2 separate regions of the Homo sapiens genome follow, and region 2 is linked to region 1. Evidence: read pairs that join two places in POLR2A ChIA-PET (ENCODE). Cell type or tissue: K562. All regions are shown on one strand. Links, peaks and the distances in the headings refer to the core of each region. The heading gives the core; the rest is flanking DNA.

Region 1 (4,381 bases), core at 295-4,294:
TGCCACTTTATTTGTGGGGTGCAGAGATGGAGGAAGAGAGAGGAGAGAGGGTCTGCCCTGAGATAGTAGACAGTGACAGGTGGTAATGCTCTCCACGGACCACTGAGAGGGACCTGGGGACGCAACGCGCCACACACACAGCAAGGGTGGAGCTGAAACCTGGCAAGAGCCACATTATTCTTTTTTTGCTAATTTGTAATTGTTGTGGGTACATAGCAGGTGGATATATTTATGGGGTACATGAGATATTTTAATATAGGCATATAATGTGTAATAATCACATGAGGGTAAATGGGGTATCCATTACCTCAAGCATTCACCCTTTGTGTTACAAACAATCTAATTATATTCTTTTTGTTGTTTTTAAATGTACAATTAAATTATTATTGACCACAGTCACCCTGTTGTGCTATCGAATACTAGATCTTATTCTATTTCCTCGTACCCATTAACCATCCGCACTTCCCCACTACCCACATACCCTCACCCTCCCCAGCCTCTGATAACTATGCTTCTACTGTCTATCTCCATTAACTCAGTTGGTTTTGTTTTTGTTTTTTGTCCCTATTTCTCCAGGCTTCTGGAGATGGAGTCTCGCTCTGTCTCCCAGGTCGCTGGAGTGCACTGGAGAGGTCTTGGCTCACCACAACCCCCTCCTCCCAGGTTCAAGCACTTCTGTGTCTCAGCCTTCCAAGTAGCTGGGAATACAGGCACGCGCCACTGCGCCTGGCTAATTCTTGTATTTTTAGTGGAGACAGGGTTTCACCATGTTGGCCAGGCTGGTCTTGAACTCCTTACCTCAGGTGATCCACCTGCTTCAGCCTCCCAAAGTGCTGGGATTACAGGTGTGAGTGCCCGGCTAATTGTTTCAATTTTTAGCTCCCAAAAATAAATGAGAACCTGTGAAGTTTATCTTCTGTGCCTGACTTATTGCACTTAACATCATAACCTCCAGTTCCATCCATGTTGCAAATGACAGGCTCTCATTCTTTCTGATGGCTGAATAGTGTTCCACTGTGTATATGTACCACATTTTCTGTATCCATTCATTTGTTGATGGACACTTAGGTTGTCTCTAAATCTTAGCTATTGGGAATAGTGCTGCAATAAACATCATTCTTGGCAATACCACAGCCAGCTTTCCTGCACTGGGAGGTGGGGTGTTCCATGATGACTTTTTACAATCTCAGCCTGGGCAACATATCAAGACCCCATCTCCACAAAAAAAAAAACAAAACGTAAAAATTAGCCAGGTATGGTGGCACACACTTGTAGTCCCAGCTACTCGGGAGGCTGATACCAGAGGATCGCTTAAACCCAGGAGTTTGAGGTAGCAGTGAGCTATGATTGCACCATTGCACTCCAGCCTGGGCAACAGAGCAAGACCCCAACTCTAAAAAATAAAAACTAAAAGAAGCTGACAGGATCACGGGGAGAGGGGAGCAGAAACACAGACATGGGGAAAGTGAGCAGGAGTCACGGGAGGGAGAAGACACACGTCTCCCCAGCTCCCTCCTCCCTCAGACCCCCCAGCCCCTCCTCCTTCAGACCCAGGAGTCCAGGACCCCAGCCCCTCCTCCCTCAGACCCAGGAGTCCCAGATCCCAGCCTCTCCTCTCTCAGACCCAGGAGTCCAGGCACCAGCTTCTCCTCCCTCAGACCCAGGAGTCTGGGCCTCCACCTCCCTCCTCCCTCAGACTCCCCAGCCCCTCCTCCTTTAGACCCAGGAGCTCAGGACCCCAGCCCCTCCTCCCTCAGACCCAAGAGCAAACCTCCTATGAACAAACGCAGAAGGGAAGCTTCCAGAAAGGGAAGAGGAGGGAGCTGGAAAGTGGGCTGGGGGCTCAGGACTCTAGCGAAGAGGTCTATGGGTGGGGGTGGAACACAGAGAGGGAGACGCAGGCAGGGCAGGCCTTTCTCTCCCAGCCCCAGAGTGCAGGACCCAGGAGTCCAGGCCCCAGCCCCACCTCCCTAAGATGCCCCAGCCCCTCCTCCCACCGACCCAGGAGTCCGGGTCCCTAGCCTCCTCCTCCCTCAGACCCAGGAGTCCAGACTCCAGCCCCACCTCCCTTAAACCCCCCAGCCCCACCTCTCTCAGACCTCCCCAGCCCCAGCTCCCTCAGACCCAGGAGTGCGGGCCCCCAGCCCCTCCTCCCTCAGACCCAGGAGTCCAGACTCCAGCCCTACCTCCCTCAAACCCCCCAGCCTCCTCCTCCCTCAGACCCCCCAGCCCCTCCTCTCTCAGACCCAGGAGTGCAGGCCCTCAGCCCCACCTCCCTCAGACTCAGGAGTTCAGACCCTAGCCCCTCCTCCCTCAGATCCCCCAGGCCTTTCTCCCTCAAACCCAGGAGTCCGGGCCCTCAGTCCCACCTCCCTCAGACCCAGGAGTCCAGACCCCAGCCGCTCCTCCCTTGGACCCAAGAGTCTGAGTCCCCAGCCCCCTCCTCCCTCAGACCCCCCAGCCCTTCTTCCTTGAGACCCAGGAGTCCTGGACACCAGCCACCCGTCCCTCAGTCCCAGGAGTCCCGGCCCCCAGCCTCTCCTTTCTCAGACCCAGGAGTCCAGGCACCAGCCTCTCCCTCCTCAGACCCAGGAGTCCAGGCCCCCAGCCCCTCCTCCCTCAGACCCAGGAGTAAAACTGCTATGAACAAACGCACAATTGATGCCACCTATCGGTAAGGCCCTCCCAGGACAAAAGAAGAGAAGATGTGGGTTTTTCTGCCTCCTCCCCTCCAGCTTCCCCCAGCACAGCCCAGGAAATAAAGTCTCAGAGAAGAACTCGTCTGCGTGTGACATTCTCTTTGCTTGACGTCACACTCTCATACCAGGGTCTCACACCTCCATTTCCTCTCCCTGGGCCTCAGTTCCCCCATCTGTAAAACAGGGGTCTTGATAAAGGGGTCACAGGGATTCAGAAAAAGATACCACATCTGGGAGATCAAAACAGTGGCTTCTGGCTGGGCGCGGTGGCTCACGCCTGTAATCCTAACACTTTGGGAGGCCAAGGCAGGTGGATCACTTGAGGTCAGGAGTTCAAGACCAGCCTGGCCAACACTGTGAAACCCCAACTCTACTAAAAATACAAAAATTAGCCGGCTGTGCTGGTGGGTGCCTGTAATCCCAGCTACTCAGGAGGCTGAGGCAGGAGAATCGCTTGAACCCAGGAGGCGGAGGTTGCAGTGAGCCAAGATCATGCCATTGCACTCCAGCCTGGACAACAAGAGCGAGACTCCGTCTCAAAAAAAAAAAAAAACAAAAAACAGAAAACAAAACAAAACAAAAAGCACAGTGGCTTCTTCCAGTGCCAAATCTGCTGCTACCCAACTGTGTCATCTGAGAAAGACCCCACATAACCATCCCTCCCCAGCTTTCAGTTCCCAAGGGTAATAGGACAGACTGATAATGGCCCAGCACTCACTCAGTGCCGGGCACAGATTTCAAGAATGAACACCTCAAAACACTCCCACAGAAGAGGGAGGAGCAATTATTACCCCCACTTTATAGTTGAGGCAGCTGAGGCACAGAGAGGCTAAGTGACTTGCCTGAGGGTGCACAGTATTATGGGACAGAGGCAGAACTCAAACCCGGGCCACCTGGCTCCAGCGGCTACATCTGAATCACGTGCCGTGTTAACCGGTCTTGCAAGCCTCAGCCTGATTTTATGATTCGCACACCTGCTCCATGGGTATGACCTCATCCAACCCCTGTGAGGTCCCTCCCATTTCCACCCCACCGCAACGGAAGACCCCTTCGCAGATGAGCACCTGACACCCAGAGAGCTGATGCTTCTCACAAGGGGCACCAGGACCCCGAGAACCATTCTCTTGATTCCACTTCTGCAGCCTGGGTGACCTTCACCAGTGACCCCCGCACTCCCGTCTGCTCATGTGTTAAATGAATGAATCGTCATAATTTACTATATGCTCTGAGCTCCTAACACAAACTAAGTCGTTACTCCTCGAAAAACTCTACGAGGGGATCCTCTGATTTTAAGGATAAGAAACTGAGACACAGAGAAGAAAAAACTCTTACCAGGGTCTCCCAAAATAGTAAGTAGTGGAACAGAGATCTGCACCCATGCTGTCTGGATCCAGACCCAGCGCCCTGAAACAGCAGCTTGTCTGGTTCCAGAAGGAACGGAGGCCGTGGTGAGACTAAGTTAGAAGAGGGCCAGCACCTCATGGGGAGGCCCTTCGGGCACCACGAGTCCAGTCCCGCTCCGGAGGTGGGCAGTCTGCAGGCCCCCTGAGAAGGGGGTTTGAGGGGAGGCTTTTTCCTGCTGGGGAATCTCAAAGGGCTTAAAACTGCAGACCGAGAAGCCGGGACCTTGCCCAGGGGTGATGGGGAGCTGCAAGGGAAGGCTGTGAGCAGGGGAGGGGCGG
Region 2 (4,381 bases), core at 207-4,206, 200 kb before region 1:
CCATGTTAGCCAGGCTGGTCTCAAACTCCTGACCTCAGGTGATCTGCCTGCCTCGGCCTCCTGAAGTGCTGGGATTACAGACATGAGTCACCGTGCTTGGCCCGCAATACCTTTTTCTTATGCATTTCAAAGTCCATGGCCAGCACCCCTATAACAAAAGACAGGTTAATGAGATAAAAGCGTAACAAGTGGATTTAACAGTTTTATGTGACATGAAAGCCTTCAGAAATGAAGACCCAAAAACTCAGGGAAAATTGTGTCATTTTGAGGTTCAATGAAGAAGGCGTTGGCATGTAGACATGTGATGTGAAAAACCAGGTACGATCTTGGGAGGCCGAGGTGGGAGGATCATGAGGTCAGGTGTTCGAGACCAGCCTGGCCAATATGGTAAAGCCCCATCTCTACTAAAAATACAAAAATTAGCTGGGTGTGGTGGCAGGTGCCTGTAATTCCAGCTACTCAGTAGGCTGAGGCAGAAGAATTGCTTGAACCCAGGAGGCGGAGGTTGCAGTGAGCCGAGATTGTGCCACCGCACTTCAGCCTGGGCAACAGAGCGAGACTCCATCTCAAAAAAACCCAACCAACTCAACAAACAAACAAAAACCAAAAAACAGGTATGATCTCTTGGTCATAAATTGAGGGGGGATCCCAGCAGGTCCCATTTGTTCAGATTCTTCTGGGCCTTTCTGTGTTGCATTTCTTCCTCTGCAGGACACCTGTCACATGAGGGTCTTCAGGGGAAAAGGAATTCTAGTGTCTGTGACTGCTTCAAAGGAGAAGTAAGGGGAGAGGAGAGGAAAGCAGGAGGAGGTTGGAGAGAACCTCTTGTTCCTGAGGTCTTCCAATCTCCTTCAGCTCAAAGCACTCAGCATGCTGAAGTTCCAGACTCTGGGCTATCACGTTCTGACATGCAACACAGGCAACACCCCAGCTCCATCCACGTTTCTCCAAAAGCACAGGCATGACGTCATATGGTGACAAACACCCTTGTCCAAAGGAAGCCCATAGGATACGCTAATTCTAGATTCACAAATACTCTAGAGGAACTCACACAATGGGATGGGCCAGTGCCCCACACAGAGTATGAGGCCTCCCACCTTGGTTGAATATCTTTTTCTTTTTTTTCTTTTTTTTTTTTTTTGAGACGGAGTCTCACTCTGTCACCCAGGCTGGAGTGCAGTGGCTCGATCTCGGCTCACTGCAACCTCTGCCTCCCAGGTTCAAGTGATTCTCCTGCCTCAGCCTCTGGAGTAGCTGGAATTACAGGTGCCCACCACCACAACTGGCTAATTTTTGTATTTTTAGTAGAGACGAGGGTCCACCATGTTGACCAGGCTTGTCTCGAACTCCTGGTCTCAAGTGATCTGCCCACCTCGGCCTAGTGCTGGGATTACAGACGTGAGTCACCACGCCCGGCCCCACCTTGGTTAAATTTCTGAAAATCATTTGGTAAAGTGAGGACCCCTCCAGCTGAGACACTGCCAGGAAACAGCTATTGAGTCTCTTAGCACCCACAGCATTAAAACAAACCCAAAACATTTTAGGCCTCGTTGAGTTCTGGAGGCAAAATATTCCTCATCTACAAATTTATTTTATTTTATTTTTTAATAAAAGTTATTATTATTTTTTTTTATAGAGAGACAGGGTCTTGCTCTGTGACCCAGACTAGAGTGCAGTGGTGTGACCATGGTTCACTGCAGCCTCCACCTCCTGGGCTCAAGCGATCCTCCCACCTCAGCCTGCCAAGTAGCTGGGACCACAGGTATGCCCCTCCCCCAGGCTAACTTTTTTTTACTTTTTGTGGAGATGAGGTCTCACTATGTTGCCCATGCTGGTCTTTTTTTTTTTTTTTTTTTTTTTTGAGACGGGAGTGCAGGCTGGAGTGCCCAGGCTGGAGTGCAGTGGCACAATCATAACTCACTGCAGCCTCAAACTCCTGGGGTCAAGTGATCCTCCCACCTCAGCCTCCCACATAACTAGGACTACAGGCCTGTGTCACCATAATGCCTGGTTAATTTTTTTAGTTTTTGTTTGTAGAAACAGGGTCTCACTATGTTACCCAGGCTGGCCTCTAACTCCTGGCCTCAATCCATCCTCCCATCTCAACCTCCCAAAGTGCTAGGATTATAGCCACGAGCCACCATGCCCGGCCCCATACTTATATTTACTTGTAGTGAGAACACTTAAACCCTACTCGGTCAGTAATTTTCAAGTACACAATACATTGTTACTAACTATATACATGGTATTTTTAATTTGCATGAATGCTCCTTAAAATCAGCGAGCCCGCCTTATTTTTTGTATTCAATTTTATTGGATATAAATTCCACATCAGTAAACCTGATTCTCTTAAAAATCTACACAGAAAAAAAAAAAGAGAGAGAGGTTGAGTTGGGTAGTTGTTGGTATTTTTGTTTTTGTTTCTTTGCTTATTCAGTTGAGGTTTATTGTAAAACTTGACACCAGAAAAAGGAAGAAGTGGCGTTTTTGTGCTGTGAGCGTGTGACGTGTGTCCTTTCCAGAGAAAGGACAGTCATGGTGCTTTTTTATCCTCTCTGCCCAAAGAAGGAAAGCTCTTAACAGCCAGCAGGAGGCTTTGTAGGGACCAGCGTTATCAACGCCAGTCGCGCTGACCAATGATGAGTTAAAGCAGTTAGGTCGTTTCTAAGAGCAAATCAAAAGCTAAGGTTCTGTGATTCTGAAAATGAGACACGGACAGAGACTGGAGACCCAGAGAGAAAGTGAAGGACTAAAAGACAGTCATAGGGTGGGAGTTTGCTCTCCTCTGTTTTGTTCTGGGTTTTTTTGTTTGTTTGTGCGCTCTGTCTGACCGCTTTTCTTTTTTTTCTTTTTCTTTCTTTTTTTTTTTTTTTTTTTTGAGATGGAGTCTTGCTCTGCCGCCCAGGCTGGAGTGCGGTGGCACAATCTCGGCTCACTGCAAGCTCCGCCTCCCACGTTCAAGGGATTCTCCTGCCTCAGCCTCCCGAGCAGCTGGGATTACAGGCATGCACCACCACACTCAGCTAATTTTTGTATTTTTAGTAGAGATGGGGTTTCACCATATTGACCAGGCTGGTCTTGAACTCCTGGCGTCAAGTGACTTGCCCGCCTCGGCCTCCCAAAGTGTTGGGATTACAGGCGTGAGCCACCGCGCCTGGCCCTGACTGCTTTTCTCTTGGTTTGTTTCTCAATCCCCCTTCCTCTGAGCCGAATTCCCTTTTTGTTCTCATTTTCTCTCTCTGTCCCCTCTCTCTCTCCTTCTTTCTCTCCTTCCATTCCTCCTAGATGAAGCAAAAACTCAGATAAACCAGCACAGAGGCCAGGTATGGTGGCTCACACCTGTAATCCCGGCACTTTGGGAAGCCAAGGCAGGCAGGTTGCTTGAGGCCAGGAGTTCAAGACCAGCCTGGCCCACATGGTGAAACCCCGTCTCTACTAAAAATACAAAAATTAGCCGGACATGGTGGCACGTGCCTGTAATCCCAGGTACTCAAGAGGTGGAGGTTGCAGTGAGCGGAGATCACAGCCCTGCACTCCAGCCTGGGTGACAGAGCGAGACTCCATCTCAAAACGAAAAACAAAAAACAGCACAAAGTTCCCTTGTCCTGTGACTCATTCTCTCTCTCTCTTTCTACCATTTCTCCTTCCCTGTGTCTTTTTTTTTTCTCTCTGTGGGTTTTATTTAAGCAATAGAAGTTCTTAGCAAAGAAAAACTTTATGGAATTAGATTGATCCACTTCATATGTACATATATGAACTCAGTTCAGAAACTCTCTTCTACCCCTGCCTGATCACCTATTTGGAAGTCTGTTCCTTCAACTCTTCTTCTCTTTCTGGGACTCTTTCTAGCTTGGGCTTCCTGCCCCTCCCGTCCACTCTCCTGCTTTCACAGCCTCTCCTTCCCCCTGCCCCTCCCCTGCACTGCATGGGGATGGGCCCCAGGTGTCCAAGGTCTCCCCACCCTCCTTTGTCACTGGAGTCAGGATTAGAACCCAGCTCCCTAGTCACCTTGAGTCATCAGTCCTGGGGCTGCTGACGGGCTTGCAGAGGAGAGAGGGAGTGGGGCTGGGTCTTCCCACCCTGGGTCCTTTCCTCCTTCCCCACTCCGTTTAGCTGTAAAGCTCAATTAAGTGTGATTAGCTGAGAAGAGTTTCTGCAGAATTAGAGCACGCCCCACCCCTGTCTTCGTGGTCCCCTTCCCTTAACCCGGAAACTGGATGGGCCAGGACAAAGAGAGTTAAGAGCTTTGTCAGTGGTCTGTCTGGAGCGACAGATGGAAGGAAAGGGACCGGTTGAGCAACATGACAGGTGGCTGAGGAGCCAGGTGCAGAGTGGTAGAGTTGGCTGGCGGAGTGGCCAGCACATGAGAAGACAGGCAGGT

The links. ChIA-PET counts read pairs that join two places held together with the same protein. Peaks named below come from ENCODE experiments on the same cell type or tissue, not always from the same donor. Only the 100,000 strongest peaks of a DNase experiment are listed, where the experiment ranks them.
Region 2: POLR2A ChIA-PET joins it to region 1 with 7 read pairs; 2 of 35 experiments call an interaction of 5 or more read pairs at or near these places.

Annotation. Positions count from the first base shown.
Region 1 is chr19:50,836,782-50,841,162 of GRCh38, reverse strand. All of the region lies in intron 2 of LOC105372441 (a long non-coding RNA gene), which reads right to left. Among named protein-coding and RNA genes, the nearest start is that of KLK15, 5.4 kb to the right of the region's middle. RefSeq lists silencers at 556-743, 2,615-2,744. In K562, for the core only: a CTCF peak has its summit at 2,686; a DNase peak (open chromatin) is centred at 2,702.
Region 2 is chr19:51,034,887-51,039,267 of GRCh38, reverse strand. It overlaps KLK12 (kallikrein related peptidase 12), which reads left to right and starts at 4,266. Exons shown (of 6, transcript NM_001370125.1): 1 at 4,266-4,381. RefSeq lists an enhancer at 652-1,152. In K562, for the core only: a CTCF peak has its summit at 2,587; a DNase peak (open chromatin) is centred at 2,597; H3K27me3 peaks cover 497 bases.